Linked DNA regions of Homo sapiens: region 2 is linked to region 1. A link is a loop called in an ENCODE intact Hi-C map of the cell type or tissue named here. Cell type or tissue: endothelial cell of umbilical vein. All regions are shown on one strand.

Region 1 (8,000 bases):
ACAAAAATAACATTAGGTAAAAACCAAGAGGCCCTGAATGAACTATAGATTTTAGTTAAAATAATGTGTTAATATTGGTTCATTCATTGTAACAAATGTATCATACTAATGTAAGATGTTAATAATAGGGAAACTGGGTACAAATTATATGTGAACTCTGTACTATCTTCTCAATTTTTCTGTGAATCCAAAACTATTCTAAAAATAAAGTCTATTAATAAAAGTATTAGGCAAAGTATTTCAGAGAACATTTATCCAATGAAAATATACAGGTGGCTAATTCATATTAAGCATGAAAAATGCTCAAATTCATTTGTTATTAGGGAAATGCAAATTAAAACCACAATGAGACATCAGTCTGTGCCCAGCAGGATTGCTGTAACAATAAAAAAAAAGAAAAGACAATGAAAATGTTGGCAAGGTTATGGAGAAACTAGAACCCTCATTTGCCGCTGGTAGAAATGTAAAATGGTGCAGCTGCATCATTTCCTCAAAAAGTTAAACATAGAGTTATGGTATGACCTAGGAATTTCACTCCTAGGTATATACACAGATAAATGAAAACATACATGCGTACAAAAATACGCACACAAATGTTCATAGCAAGCATTATGTATAATAGCCAAAAAGTATAAACAGGTTGGGCGCGGTGGCTCACGCCTGTAATCCCAGTACTTTGGGAGGCCAAGGCAGGCAGATCACGAGGTCAGGAGATCGAGACCATCCTGGCTAACACGATAAAACCCTGTCTCTACTAAAAATACAAAAAAATTAGCCGGGCATGGTGGCAGATGCCTGTAGTCCCAACTACTCGGGAGGGTGAGGCAGGAGAATGCTTGAACCTGGGAGGCAGAGCTTGCAGTCAGCCGAGATCGTGCCACTGCACTCCAGCCTGGGCGACAGAGCGAGACTCCGTCTCAAAAAAAAAGTACAAACAACCAGATATCCATCAACGTATGGATGAATAGAACGTGGTACATTCATACAATGGAGTTTATTTGGCCACAGAAAGACATGATGTGCTGAATCTTGAAACATTATGTTAAATTTAAGAAGCTAGTAACAAAAAGCTATTTTGTATGACACTATTCATATGAAATGTCCAAAATAGTCAAATTTATAGAGATAGATTAGTAGGGGTCGAAAGGAAATGGGGAAATAGATAGAGGAGTCTTTGGGGGGTGATGAAAATGCACTAAACTAGATTGTGCTGATGGTTGTACAGCCCTGTGACTATTCTAAAAGTCCTTGAGTTGTACCCTCTAAGTCTGAAAATTATATGGTATATGAATTATATCTCGATGAAGGAGTTTAAAAAAAAAAGAGGTTGAGTTTTAAGACTTGAAAAATTAAATCATTCATCATAGGAAATGAGGAGCCAAAGTTTTATCCTCCCATTAGTGGGGAAACTTTTAAAAGGAAATATTTGGCTCATTTTTTAGTTTCCCTAATCCATCCTGAGAGGTAGAAGATAAAGGAAGAATTTTTGGAGAAGGAGGTGATACTTCATATTAGTCTTCATAGGAATTATCCAGAATAGGGAGAAAGTCATTTGGAAGAGAAAGGGTAGTTCCGGGGACTGGAGAAGATGTTCAAGGAAGGAGGTGGTGAAAGAAGAGACCTGAGTCATCATCAGGCCTGAAGTCAGGGCTGGCTTTGGGTAAGCCACAAATGCCACCTTATTAAGGCCTTCTCTCCTGCACTTTCAAAACATGCCTTCCTCCCCCACCAGCACTCCCTATTGTCCTTACCATGATTTTAAAAAGCGTATATCTGACATATTTCGTATTTACTTATTTGTTCCTCACCTGTCTACACTGAATAGAATGTAAGCTCCATAAGCAGGGACTCTTTTTTGTTCACTGCTGTAGCCCCAGGACCTAAACCAGTACCTGGTATGTAGTAGACATTCAGTAAATACTTGTGGGGTGTTAAAGTTATTTGGACTTTGTCCTGTACGTAACTGAAGGATTTTAAGCAGAGGAGTGAGATGGTCAGATTTATATTCTAAGTACATCATTTCAGCAGCAGTATAGGACTTGGATTTGAGGAAGATAAAACTGGAGGCCTTGCCAATCAACTGGAAGGTGATTGCTAAGAAAGTGGTAGGGGGCTAGGCACGGTGGCTCACACCTGTAATCCCAGCACTTTGGGAGGCCGAGGCAGGTGGATCACGAGGTCAGGAGATCGAGACCATCTTGGCCAACATGGTGAAATCCCGTCTCTACTAAAATACAAAAAATTAGCCAGGTGTGGTGGCACGTGCCTGTAATCCCAGCTACTTGGGAGGCTGAGGCAGGGGAATCACTTGAACCTGGGAAGCGGAGGTTGGAGTGAGCTGAGATCACGCCACTGCACTCCAGCCTAGAGACAGAGCAAGACTCCGTCTCAAAAAAAAAAAAAAAAAAGTGATGTGTAGGGCTTCAACAATGTATCAGTGCTTGGTGGTGGGGGGAGTGGGGATGGAGGAGACATATTTGAGAAGTGTGAAGGAGCTAAAATTGGCAGGTCTTGGAGAGTGATTGAATAGTGAGGGTAAAGTGAAGGAGTCAAGGATGACTCTCCAATTTCTAACATGAGTGTCTAGCCAGATCACACTACAGTCAAGTAAGATAAGGATACAGGAGGAGAGAGGAGTAGGTCTGATGGAGGGAAGATCATCAGTGGTTGTGGTGAGTATAAGATGGATGTGGGACTTCCAAGTGGAGACATCTAACATGCAACTGGATATGTAAACTGGAAGCTTGAGGGAAAGGCCGGGAGTGAACAAACAGATATGGGGAATCATCAGCATGGAGCTATTTAAAACCATTAACGGAGATCAAGGCTGTAGGTAGATGGAGAGTAATCCCCTGGGGAAGACCCAAAAGGGCATGAGAAGGAAGAGGAGCCCCTGAAGAAGATAGGGAAGGAATGGTCTCATAGCACAAGGACAGAACACAGCTCATGAAGACCAAAGAGAGTGCATGATCACATAGCTGCCTGCACAGAAATGCTACTTTCACCATAAATTGATAGAGCATCCTTCTTCCCAATAAATGGAAGCATTTTCTCACGTTAACTTCTCCAACTCTTTTAATTAAACTGTCCAGATACTTTCCTCAAGTGACAGAGTGATAAAGCCAGCCTAGCAACTAAACATACAGATTCAGACCCCTGCTTTATCCTTGACCTTGTACCTTCACTAAGGCCAGGAATGATCTCTGGCATAGCTGAGAATGTTGAATTCCTCCCAGGGGAGCTGTTTACATAAATTTATTTCCTACAAACCTGTTGCACCGGGAACATTACTTTTGTTTTCTGCAGGAAAGGTTGTGAGTTTTCCTATTTGGAATGACCAAAGTGTAGTTTGATAGAAGGGGATTAGCAATGACATGCTGCCACCTACTGGAACTGCCCACAGACAGCCAGACTGAGAATGTCTGTGGTCTCCTAAATCTCCCCTCACTCTTCTGAATCAAGAGTGGGTATTGCCCCTGAAGCGGACTTCAAAGGTGACTTGGCTTGAAAATGTGAAATGCCCCACCTATCAAATAAAAATTTATCTGACTGCTTTGCTAGAAGAACAATTTTGTTTCTGAGAAAGAAGCACAATATTTGTCACATCCTTTTCTCTGTTTGCGTTTCCCAGCTTTATTCTGCCATTGGTCTTGTTTGCCTTCCCAATTCTAGGGGCACCTATCCTTTTCCCAAGATTTGCCTTTAATACCCCAGATTTTTGACTCAAGATTATTAGCCGTGTAGATTTGGGATTAATTTTGTAGAAGAGACTAGTCTGCTGCCAAAAAAATTCTTTTTTTAATGATGATGCCCCTTAAAATGCTGTTAAATCTCTTAAATTTAATAGTGATAAAAAGCTAACCCTGATTTTCCTAGGGGCCAGAGTAAATTGGGAAATGCGATGGTTTACATGGCTTCCACTGCCAGATAGAAAGAAATATACCAGTTGATAAAATTCAGTAATAAAACCAAATCTTGTACGGCCTGATCTGATGGACTTTTTAAAGATCTTTATATAAATAGATTTAAATAATATTACATCTCTCCAATTAAACCTTCATTTGACCTTGCTGTCCCGTTTCTGACCATGCCGCTTTTTTCTGATCTCCCTTTTTTTACATTTACATTAGGTCCCGTGCATTGTAACAATTAATTGATCTCTAATTAATCATTTAATTAGGACTCCTTGAATGCGGGTGAGCATGCCTTACTGGTCTGCATATCCTTCACAGAGCACTTCAGAGCAATAAATACTTCTAAGCCTCTCAAAAAAATCTCTCAGTAACTGACGTTTGATTCCCCATAAACATATCTCATGTGTGAGGCTTTGATTAAGTAAGATTTCTTTTGATTATGCTCAATTAGTGTCACCATATTTTGTATATATATATTGTCAATGTATAATTTAGGGTTCCTCGAGATTACTGGCAGACAGTGACACTCTTCCCTTTGTAGCACATGTGCTGGAATTGGAATGATTCAGAGATTAGCATAGATAGCGAGTATTATTATTATCCAGTAAAGATCCCAAGGAACAGAAATAAGAAGTGACTTGTCCAGAATCTGTCATCGAATCCTGCTGTTTATATATTCTGCAGTACCTTTGTATTCATCATAGTTAGTTAATTAACCCACCCAGGGAGGCTATTTTTCTGCCAGGGAAGGGTTGCATTGTACTGAAAAGATATTAAGCTTGTTCTGTGACTGAAGCCCAAGAATGATCATTTACCGACTCTATTAGAATTCTCACTGAAAAATTTGAGGCTGGAAGCTGACCTTTCTTGTTTTCTAAATAAAGATGTAGTGTTTAAATTTTGATGCTTGAAAGTAGGAAACTGGCACAATCGCTGTCGTAAAAGCAGAGCTACAGCCCCTGTAAACCACATCATGCCAGACTTCCCATCCTGCCCCTCCCTTTACCTGCTTTATCATATACAGGAAGAAAGCCCTTCTCTTCATTCCCACCTCCTGCTTTACTGAACACCCTTTGCTGATCCAAACAGAAAAAGATCAGAGTACTGAAGGAAGGTCACATGGCCACAGTGAATTCTGTGGCCAGCACTCCGCTCAAGGACCTTTTGTTCTCTGAAACCTTCTCCAATGTGCCTGGCCCATATCACTTGCTCTTTTTATAATCCTTTTTTTTTAATTTTCTGTACTCTAAAATTAATACCTCATTATGTGCTATATTGTTCTTCATTTGTTCCCATCTTTTAATATTTTATTCATCTAATTTTTATTAACATGTTCTCTCTCTACTGAATTATAAAGTTCTTGTGACTAGTTACCATGATTGTATTTTGTTTATTTGGTTTCTGGGTGGTTTTCCCCCTTTTACTTCTCTGTAATAGACTACCTGTCAGCAATCTGAAGTATTTATGAAAATAATATGGGTTTTAAAATATGTTTGATATGTATTACTTTCGATGTATGTTTGTTTTTGTTTTTTGTTTGTTTGTTTTTTTGAGACTGACTCTTGCTCTGTCACCCAGGCTGAAGTGCAGTGGCCTGATCTTGCCTCATGCAACCTCCGCCTCCCAGGTTCAAGCGATTCTCCTGCCTCAGCCTCCTGAGTAGCTGGGATTAAAGGCACGCGCCACTACACCCGGCTAATTTTTGTATTTTTAGTAGAGATGGGGTTTCACCATGTTAGCCAGGATGGTCTCGATCTCCTGACCTCAAGTGATCTGCCTGCCTCAGCCTCCCAAAGTGCTGGGATTACAGGCATGAGGCACAGCGCCCAGCCACGATGTATGTTTTAGAGAGCATCTGTAGCTAAATACAAATAGGTTACCAAGAAATAGTTTTTGTACCTAGCTTTACAGACCTTTAACTTTAAACTACTTTCTCTAAAACAAGGAAAGCTCCTGCAAGACATGTGATTTTTTTTTACAAACCATCCTAGAGGCCTATATTGGTGACTTTCTCTCAGTGATGATGATGATGATGATGATGATGATGATGACATATTCCAAGTATAATATGAGTAATTATAATTACTGTTATATAATGATCTCAGCACATGACATGAACGTTAGTAAATGCTTTACCTACATTGGTTCACTGAATGTCCCTGAAACTCTATATTTAGCTATTGCTGCAAAAAGATGAGAAAACTAAAGCTTAACGAAGTTAAGTAAATTCCTAGTTTACATAAGAAGAGAGGCCAGATTCAAACTTAGGTCAATCCAACCCCAAAGTCTATGTATGCTCTTAACTACGTGAAGTAAGGCTACCATTTTGGTCAATGTTGGGTCTCTCTTTTGCTTATATTAAAATATGATTTTATTTTTCAGTTATTCTCTTAGCTATCAAACATTTCTTTTTTCCTTTATTTTCTCTGGTTGGGTGTCTTTCCCCCTTGATTTCCACTGAGCTCTGATTGCTAACTGTTTTAATCAGCTTTAATGGGCAGTTTGACGGCAGAGGGGTCTGCAGACTCTTCCTACCTTGGTGGTGTTATGGGGTTGGTTTTGCTCAGCTGTCAGGTGTTCATGCTGCTTGTGGGTCTTCTGCTGGCCTTCCAAACAACTGTCCTTGGGGAGCAACACTTAGACCCGAGACCACTCTCTCAGAATCTCACCACAAATTAGCACGTCATCAACAGCACTGAGCAGCACCATCATTAATCCAAATGCATACACCTGTGCTTTTAAGACAATAAGCAGCTAAACCAAGTGCTTCCCAAAGACTAGAAGGTATAAGAATTTCCCTATCAGCTACAGGGTCTCTTGCAGGGAAATTGTTTTAAGTGGAAACTCTTTGACTCCATCCCTAAAAGTTCTGATTTAGAAGGCTGAGGGTAGGGCTTGGGCATCTGCGGCTTAACAAGTGCTCAGGAGATTATCATGCAGAAATACCGGCCCTGACCTCGTTTTCTTTGAGATTCATGCAATATCCAGGCCATCGTCTTTCAACCTCATGTTTCTCCTTTAGTCCCCTTTACTCTTATCTCCTACTGCAGGCAGCAAAAGTAAAAATAACTTGAAAGCACTTTTCTAGATTATTTTAAATTATTAAAATGACACACAAGGTGGTCACCATTATTACTCTCAGTTAACATGTGTAGACATTGAGGCAGAGTCGGGTTGTATTCTTGGAAATTTGGGAGTAAACTAAATAGCATTTCATTCACCTAGTAGTTGGCTAATAAATCAACCTTTAATTGTTGCATGAATTTGAGTAAGTCACTTCAGCTCTCTTGGCTGAAGTTTCCTCATCTATAAAATGAAGGGTTTGTGCCTGAAATGGCAGCACTTTGGGAGGCTGAGGCAGGTGGATCACTTGAGGTCAGGAGTCTGAGACCAGCCTGGCCAACATGGTAAAACCCCGTCTCTTCTAAAACTACAAAAATTAGCCAGGCACGGTGGCAGGTGCCTGTAGTCCCAGCTACTTGGGAGGCTGAAGCAGGAGAATGGCGTGAACCCAGGAGGCAGAGCTTGCAGTGAGCCGAGATTGCACCACTGCACTCCAGCCTGGGCGACAGAGCAAGACTGTCTCAAAAAAAAAAAAAATATGAAGGGTTTGATTAGAGGATCAACTATAGGGTCTCTTGCAGATTGGACTTGCCTAGAGTTCCATGACATAAAGCCAGAGAGCGGTTTGAGAGATCTAGAGCCCTGCCTCAACTCCTAGCTCTCAAAAGAGACTATCACAGGAAAGCTATCTAAGAGGAAACAAATTAGCTCCCATCCAATTCCATAAAGATACTGTAAACATGTCTGAGATATGCAGTATATAACAGGCATTTTAATATTTGTTGATTGGACAAACTAATGCCTGTGTGTATGGATGAATTAATGAGGAAGGAAGTACTGTAGGCCTGTTTCTTTTCATAGTCAAGATCGTGCTTAAAGCATTTGCTCACCACACGTACAGGAGAGTAAAACAGATCTAGACGCTGGCTACTGCTTTTGCATGACCTATAAAGGTCTTATAAGGCTCTGAACAGTAATTCAAAATGTAAACGTGTAGGTACTCAAAAACATAAATGTCACATC
Region 2 (8,000 bases), 580 kb before region 1:
TTCATTGGACCTTCTTAAGAAAATTTTGGTAGATAGATATATAAATATAAGTATCATGTTTATGTAATATATGTATTCCTCTCCCCCCTTTATATCTGCATCCCATGTCTTGTTTCCAGTAGGATTTAACTGGTATGTGGTTGATAAGTTAACTTTTAAATGTATGTAATAGCCAGAGCCTTTTAAAGTTATCTTAAAATGTTCACTGTAAAGCTTCGTTAATAGCTGCTGTAAATCTGTTTGTCAAGTGCTTTCCACTCTCTTCCAGTTTCTGCTAATGCTACTACTATTGCTTACTACATTATCCAAGTTGGAAACCTTGGTATGATCTTTCCTGCTTTCTCTTTTCTTTGTAATTCTGCTGTCTAGCAGGCTATTTCTATGCAAAACTAATACTGCATAAAATATTGTCAATGCCAATGTAAGGTAGACAGCTTAGCAAGTACATGGACTTGAAACACCAGAGTATGCTAAGCAGCACTCTATAGCTGTAATGTATTACCCTTTGTCAACAGATTTCTGAGACATCAATGAAACTCCTAATCATGTCCGTTTATACGATATAATACCAATTTTACAGTTTTTTTCTGCTTAATTCTCATTCTTATTTTCGAATGGTAGTAGTATCAATGGCAGACTTCTGTAAAACTAGGACTGACATACTTAGATGATGAGATCTTGTTATTCCATAAGCGGTAGGATACCAGATGTGGTAAACAAATAACCTCTAGCAGCCTGAATGGAAGGATGTGGTAGGTTGGATTATTGTTCAGCAAATATTCATTCCCTAACCTACCCCACTCCCAATAGCCCCCCACCCAACCTATGAGAGCAGTCTGTTTCGTCATCCAATTGCTATTGGACTTGGTCGTGTGACTTGATATAACCAATGGAATGTTAGCAAATATGCCACTAGCAAAGGCTTGAAATATGCTTGTGCAGTTGGACTTGGTCTTTGCACTTCTATTGTTTGCCGTGAGAAGAACATGCTTCTAGTAGCTGCTAATTCAAGAAGGATGAAAAGCACTGGCTCTGGACCTGATCTGCAGCTTGGTACCAAGCCCAGTGTAGTCCAGCCTACAGCCAAGTCCCAGATAATGAGCATATATGTGAGCAAGGAAGATATACTTGTTGTATGCTGCTGAATTTTGAGGTGGTTTGTTACTCAGTATTGTGGCGGTAGCTGACAAATACAGAAGGATACTCATTTCTTTTAAAGACCTTCTTTAGGCACTGTTTTGGAAGCTGCAGCTTTCCATGTAGCATCAAGAACTTTATTGTTCAATGGCACCTATTTTAATGCCAGTTTTGTCTCTGGTTACTGGCAAAACTGTTCAGGATTGAAAGCTCACTTTAAAGAAATGCTTACAATTCAGATGGGAAGAAGAGTGCTGGTTGACCCTGGCTATCTCCACAAACCTGTCTGTACTTGGAAGTTGTTTCTAGGAAAATATAATGGCCAGTGGCTCCTTTTTTTGTTGTTGGATCAGCTAGTTGTATGTCCTTAGTGGTACAAAGGGCAGTGAATACACAAAGATAGTATCTTTAATTATGGAAGGAGCCTATTAAAATTCCATTTTATCTTAAGAAATAAACATGTAAAGGAATCTGGAGGAGGCCAAACACCTCTTTAAAATAATGATTGTCTTGGGCTAATTCCTTTACTGTGCCTTCAGCATCATTAGATGCCAATCCTACTGTGTAGGTTCATTTGCAAACAAAACTGATTAGAGACTGGAGGCTGTGTGCATGAGACCTCCCTAAAGCAGAGGTTTCAGAAACCTGCACATTGTTTAAACTGGTTACCCTCAGCACTACTTTTATTTATTTTCTCTCTACATGGGGGGGAAAAAGAAGGTTGTTTATTTCAAAGGGTATTAGAACCCATTCTTCAAAAGAGAATACCGAAAAAGAGAAAAAAAGATATTGTGTAAAAGCTCAGAAGGTTTTCAGAATTTCCCTTTTTTGCCCATTGTAAACATGATCTTTCCCTTTGCTCTGAGCTCCCCCCTCTGGCATTAATGGTATATTTCTCTTTCTGTTACTACAAACTTCAAAGCTCCCCTCCAAGTCATTTTGCAAACTGTAAAGTAATGGTGGGGGCTGCTTTTATTTCCCAGAGTTTGTGGTGGGGGTGGACTGAGAAATGTAGAGGAACTGTTGGCAACATTTATTAACTTTTAATTTGGTGCAGAAAAAATCGGAAACCAAGTACCATACACCATTGATGTTGCTTCAAAGATACTTTGAGCTTGTTTAACCAATTTTTTAAAGCTTGTGTGCCGGACTGAAATGAGGTGCCTTTTATACAGACCTCAGGATTGTGCTGTCATAATAGATAAATCCATATGTCTCTTTGTTTTTGTAATTAAAGCTTTATCCTTCCTCTTTTTTGTCTTCAATGGCTATCTTTGTTCTGATAGAGACCGATTGCTTTATTGTAAGTAAACTCCTAACTATTGTGTGATATTCTCTTTAAAAAGAAGACTGGTGATGCCTAATTTATTTAGCACCATCTAGGAATCTGATTTTCAGTGTGGCTTAATTTTCCAGAAAATAGTCTCTCCCCTTTTAGCATTAAAGATTGTATTTTAACATCTTTAATGGAAATTTTATAAAATACATTTCTCAGATTTGGTCCTTTTGTCACAATATACTGAGCACATTCAGACTTTTTCTGGTGACTGAAGGACTGTCATTTTGAACCTGGTTAATCGATGCTTTGGTTGCACTTTTGCACACTACCCTTTATTGAATGTATTGTGATACGTCAGAGGTCATCTTGTCACATGTGAAGGCACGGACAACGTTCCATCGTGCTGAACCAGTCCCAGACTTCCATTAAAAAAAAAATCATACTTGTTCACTCTTCATACCCTCTGTCTTTTTTTTCCTTGCTTTTTGGGGGTAGGTTATCATGTCTAGCTATTGATCGTGTCTGTTTCAGACAAGCTCCTCTTGCTAAGTTGCTCAACTATTGTGGTATAAGCTGCAAAGGCAGAGAACCAAGGTGGTTAGAATTGTGTGTAGAATAAGCGACCAGAAAGCACTCTGTGGCATCATGCACATGAATTCTCAGCTATGGATTGTATAACATAAGGACATTTTGCCCCTGGAAATGTCCCTTTTTTCTTAATTCTCTCTTCCTTAGTTTCTGCTATTCTTAGTGGTCCAGGCTGCCAGGTAAATTAGGTATTCTTCTGTTAACAATGGCAGTCAAATGATACCTAAAACACCTTTATTGTAGAATTCTCTATCCTAGTCCCATCCATCTGTATTTGTGTTACTTAAGTTTTAGCTATTCCATGAAGATCCATTTCTGGGAAAAATGCTCCGTTATCTAGTGATCTGTTAATTTCTAGAAGTATCTAGGTTGAGGGTAAAGTTTTTGCCGTTTATTTTGCCACCTAGATTGTGCTGAATGGATAAGTGAATGAATATGTTTCTTTTGATACTGAAGCAAGTGGGTTTTTTCTTTTATTTTTTGTGATTAAATATTTGGTTAGTTTCTTTTTTCCTCTTAATTTGTTCTTACTTGTCCTTTATTCCTTAGAGCCACATAAGGAAGGGCAGGGGGAAAGAATTTGAATTATCTCAGTGTTTTTTTTTTTTTGTTTTTTTAAAGGAGATAGAATTTGCTCTTGCTATTCATTTCAAGAAATTGGTGATCTTGCATCAGCCGGCTTGTTTTTGAAAGATGTTTTTCTTGGCATCCATGCAAACTAACGATATGAACTGTATCAAACCCAGAGTGGCGTGGGCCTTCCTTGTACTGCCTTCTGACTTCTTCAGCTGCTATGTCTGTACTTGCCCTCCTATGTGCCCTGAGCTCTGCCCTCTGACTGAGAAGATCTAGAATTTGACTGTCCTCTTTAGGCCAGAGCTATCATTACTCATATAAATGATATTCTTTTTGAGATAGCTTTCTCCTTTCCTCTTCATTTGGCATCAAAACTAATAAATGATGAAACTAACTTCCTTTCCAGTAATTAGAACCTTTCTCTTTTTCTCTTTTTTGTCTCTCTTTTCCTGAGTGAAGGCAGTGTGGTGTTAAAAAAAAAAAAAACCCTAATATTATCCATATCTTATGGGATACTCTACTGGCATAATACTTCTTTACTAAAGCCTAGAACCATAGACTTCAGTTTTGGGGACCTGATCAAAGAAATAAGACAGACCTATGAAATAATCAGCCTCTTTAAGTATCATCACATACCCTTCGTGTGTACGAGCCAGTGGCTTTCAATTTGATTTAATCAGTGTATGGTTATTAATGTGCACTATATGGAATGCACTGTGTTCTATGCAAAAAAACTCCAAAAATGAAATCTTCATACCCTCCCCCTTTATTTTAGCTTGTAGGAAATGCATTTCTTCTGTTTTGCTTGTGTGGATAATTACTTTAGAGTAACTTATGATCTTTTCCCATGAGCTTAGTGTCAATTTCCTGGAGGCATATAATTTTATATAAATTTACCTGTTTGCCCTGTCTATAAATTGAGGATGAACTGATAAAAAAAAAATACATCTGAGTGACTATGGATGGGTTTGTGTGGGAGTGTGTGAGGATGGGAGAAACTTCCATGATTCATTAAGATATATTATGGTCATAGTAAAGGCTCATTTTAAAATTTTTTGATTTCTTTTTAAATTTTGCGTGTTATCCAAACATGTTAGAGGATTTCATTTTAAAGAAAGTACTGAAAATATTTGCCCAAATTAATATTTGTGTTCTACTTTTTTTCTCTTATAGTTTCTCAAATTTACTATATTTGTGTTACTAGAGTTTTTAGATTTTTATTCTGATTATGGCTTATGATTATCCACCAGATGTTTAAGTATTTTACCTTTTGCTATTATTTATGAGAGAAAAAAATGGACTGTAAGCTCCCTGTGGTACAATTTTCTGTTCAGAAGAAATGGAAAAGTTTGGTGGCATTCATTTTCTAGCTCATGGTCTTTTCCCATTTTCGATTATCTGGTGATCACTTACTATTTGCTCTAAACTTCAGACTAATGCTGGACAATGAAGAAGAATGCCTGTGACCTCATGGAGCTCACATCTGGATGGGAAAACAGTGCTATTGGTTTCACCACTAAAATTTTCCGTAATATTTCTTTGTTACCATTTTAAGATCGATAGGATATTTTATTATCTAATCTTTTTTCCACTTCACATCTTTTATTTCCCCGTTTTTCTGTGATGTTTCCATACTGATTGTAAATGACTCCACAAGTGTGTGCATGAATTCCCTTAAGCTCCTCTGCTTCCCATCATCCAGGCCTGCTGATTGGTATGAGTTCAGTATTGTCAAGTGTTCCCCATCTGCTTTTTGTCAGTCGCTATTTTTGCAAAGTCTTCCTTCTCTCTAATTATACAAATATGTCTTTTTCATTTTTCTTGTCAAAGACAAATTAAAAAGAATTAGTTCAGTTTCTTAGCTAGTTTAGTCTTCATTAATTCCAAACCCCACTCCATTTTTAGCACCATTTTTCTTTTCCTAGTCTTTGTCCCGCTTTTTGGTAATTTTAAAAGCTCCTCTTCTCTTGTCTGACTTATTTAAGTAGCATGAATTAATTTGCTACCTCTGACTCTTTTCTATAAGTTTTAGCTAACTCTAACAAGATACTTTTTCACTCTTCTCCATATTTAGTTCAGATCTGTCTTTGTCTGTAGATCTTTGAAGAGTCATTTGTGAAACTACATTAGGTGTTTCTTGTTCATTATCATTTTCCCCAAGAGGAATTTTAATCCTATGTGTGTTAATTATTTAATTATCCTAATGATGTCTCATATGGTACCCCTGGCCTCTTGCACACTGATGGAATTAATCCCTTATCCCAGGGCTCCTCAGAGTTCCTGATTCTTTAATGTTTGTACATTTATATTTAAATAGTTCTTATATTAGTTTTTAAGTAACTTTCCCCTGGTTTTTCCTTGCCATCTTGATTTTGTCTCTTATTTCTCTAATGCCCTATGTTCTTTCGATTTAAATATTATGACATTAGTTTCTTCCTTTCTGTTGCCTCCAATGGGGGTTGTTATTATCTAATATACTCTGGTTTCAAGCTTTAATAGCCATGAGAATCGTCTGGAATGCTTGTTAAAAGTCCAGATTTCTGAGTCTTAGCCCAGAAATTCTAATTCATTTGGTTTGTGAAGAGCCTAGATATGAAGAGCCAAACATCCCAAGTTTTAATGAGGTGGTCTACTGAGGCAGTCCACTATGACTACCACCTGCTAACTGCCATCCTTTATCTTAAACGCAGCAGCCAGATTTTTCATCTCAGAACATTTATAAAATGCCTGCTCTCTGTAAGGCACTGTGTTGGGCACTCAGAATATCACAGTGAGCAAACTGGACATTGTTCCTGATCTTGCAGTGCTTATAGTATGTTGAATTGTTTTCCTTATCTCAAAAACTTGATTACCTGTTGCTTACAGATGACAGTAGGTCAGTTCATTAGTATATTTTGCTGAGGTGCTGATAGAACATAAGAACAATGACTGGGAATCAGGAAATTTGACTTACAGGTTTGGTTTTACTTCTGCCTCTGTACACGTGTGTGTTTGCCTATGTATGTATATGTATGTGTGTGTTTCACTTGTAAAATGAAGGAGATTGGGTTGGATTACCACTGTTCCTTTCAGTCAGTATTTGAACCTCGGTTTTGGTTTCCATCTTCAAGATGTTATAGTTGTTTAAAGGAAATATACCATATTTCATCAGTTCTTTTTTTTTTTTTTTTTTTTTGAGATGGAGTCTCGCTGTCTCGCCAGGCTGGAGTGCAGTGGGGCGATCTCGGCTTACTGCAACCTCCGCCTCCTGGGTTCAAGTAATTCTCCTGCCTCAGCCTCCCAAGTAGCTGGGATTACAGGCCCCCGCCACCACGCCCAGCTAATTTTTGTATTTTTAGTAGAGACGGGGTTTCATCATGTTGGCCAGGATGGTCTGGATCTCTTGACTTCATGATCTGCCTGTCTCAGCCTCCCAAAGTGCTGGGGCTACAGGTGTGAGCCACCGCACCCAGCCCATATTTCATCAGTTCTAATGTATCATCACTTATCAGACCCCTCCCAACTTCAGAGATGTTAAAATGTGAAATAATATGTATCATATATCCATGAAGTATAGTGTACGTATTTATGTGTGAGTGTGTTTGTATTTGTGAGGATAATGATACCACACAAAGCTACCTTCTGACTACTGACACATGGTTACTTGGGACCAAAAAAGCTGTATCACTGGTCTGACACTCCTGAAAGACTCAGGATTTATTAAGAAACATAAAGCCTGTAACACAAAAGAAGCAAAGATGTAGGAGGAGATTATCAGTCTCTCAGCCCAGATGACCCTTCCCATGTTTTCCCTGGACCTGCCTCACTGTTGAATTGTGTAATGTGTAGAGATTCCTAACAATGAAGCCATCAGGGAGACTATAACTCATTGGGTAACTCTTCCATCTATCACTCAGCTCTGACATCTCCAAGAAACCAAACTCAGATGAGCACATTGCTTATTGTGAGTTATAGCTTCTTTATTTTTTACTTTTTAATTCAATATATTCATTTAAAGGCATTAAAAAAATAAATTTAGTGATTACATTGAATAATCACTTACTGGCAACCCTCTCCCACCCCCACAGGGACACACAGTTTAACCATTTCTGAGTCAAGGCCTTGCATAGGTAACATTAACTACTGTTTACACTCTTCAGGAAGTTGTCATAGTTCTTGAACACTACAATGGCTTTCTTATTTCTCTTCATGTTTTCACTGGATCTGAGTCTTCCTGGGAGGGACAGTGACTTATTCAGGGATTCAGAGGAAAGTAAGGTACTGGAATCAATTCTGCATTTTTGTAAAAGCTCTCATTCTGTTATTTTTCCCACCTTTATCTCCACCCCCACCCCCCCATTACCTATTCAATTCTGTCTTCCTTCCAAGTACTTTTAGCCTTAGAATTAACTTCTCATGCTACAGTTGGTCATCAGTGTTC

What was found. A loop is a pair of places that touch in the nucleus more often than their neighbours do. Peaks named below come from ENCODE experiments on the same cell type or tissue, not always from the same donor. Only the 100,000 strongest peaks of a DNase experiment are listed, where the experiment ranks them.
Region 2: it touches region 1 in a loop (13-fold over the local background); 6 of 110 quality-filtered maps call a loop at or near these places.

The regions. Positions count from the first base shown.
Region 1 is chr7:134,013,484-134,021,483 of GRCh38, forward strand. The region is part of intron 17 of EXOC4 (exocyst complex component 4); the gene reads left to right. Among named protein-coding and RNA genes, the nearest start is that of LRGUK, 110 kb to the right of the region's middle. In endothelial cell of umbilical vein, a CTCF peak has its summit at 3,402 (motif pointing left); a DNase peak (open chromatin) is centred at 3,358.
Region 2 is chr7:133,432,449-133,440,448 of GRCh38, forward strand. All of the region lies in intron 7 of EXOC4 (exocyst complex component 4), which reads left to right. Among named protein-coding and RNA genes, the nearest start is that of MIR6133, 150 kb to the left of the region's middle. In endothelial cell of umbilical vein, a CTCF peak has its summit at 2,053 (motif pointing left); DNase peaks (open chromatin) are centred at 1,993 and 3,733.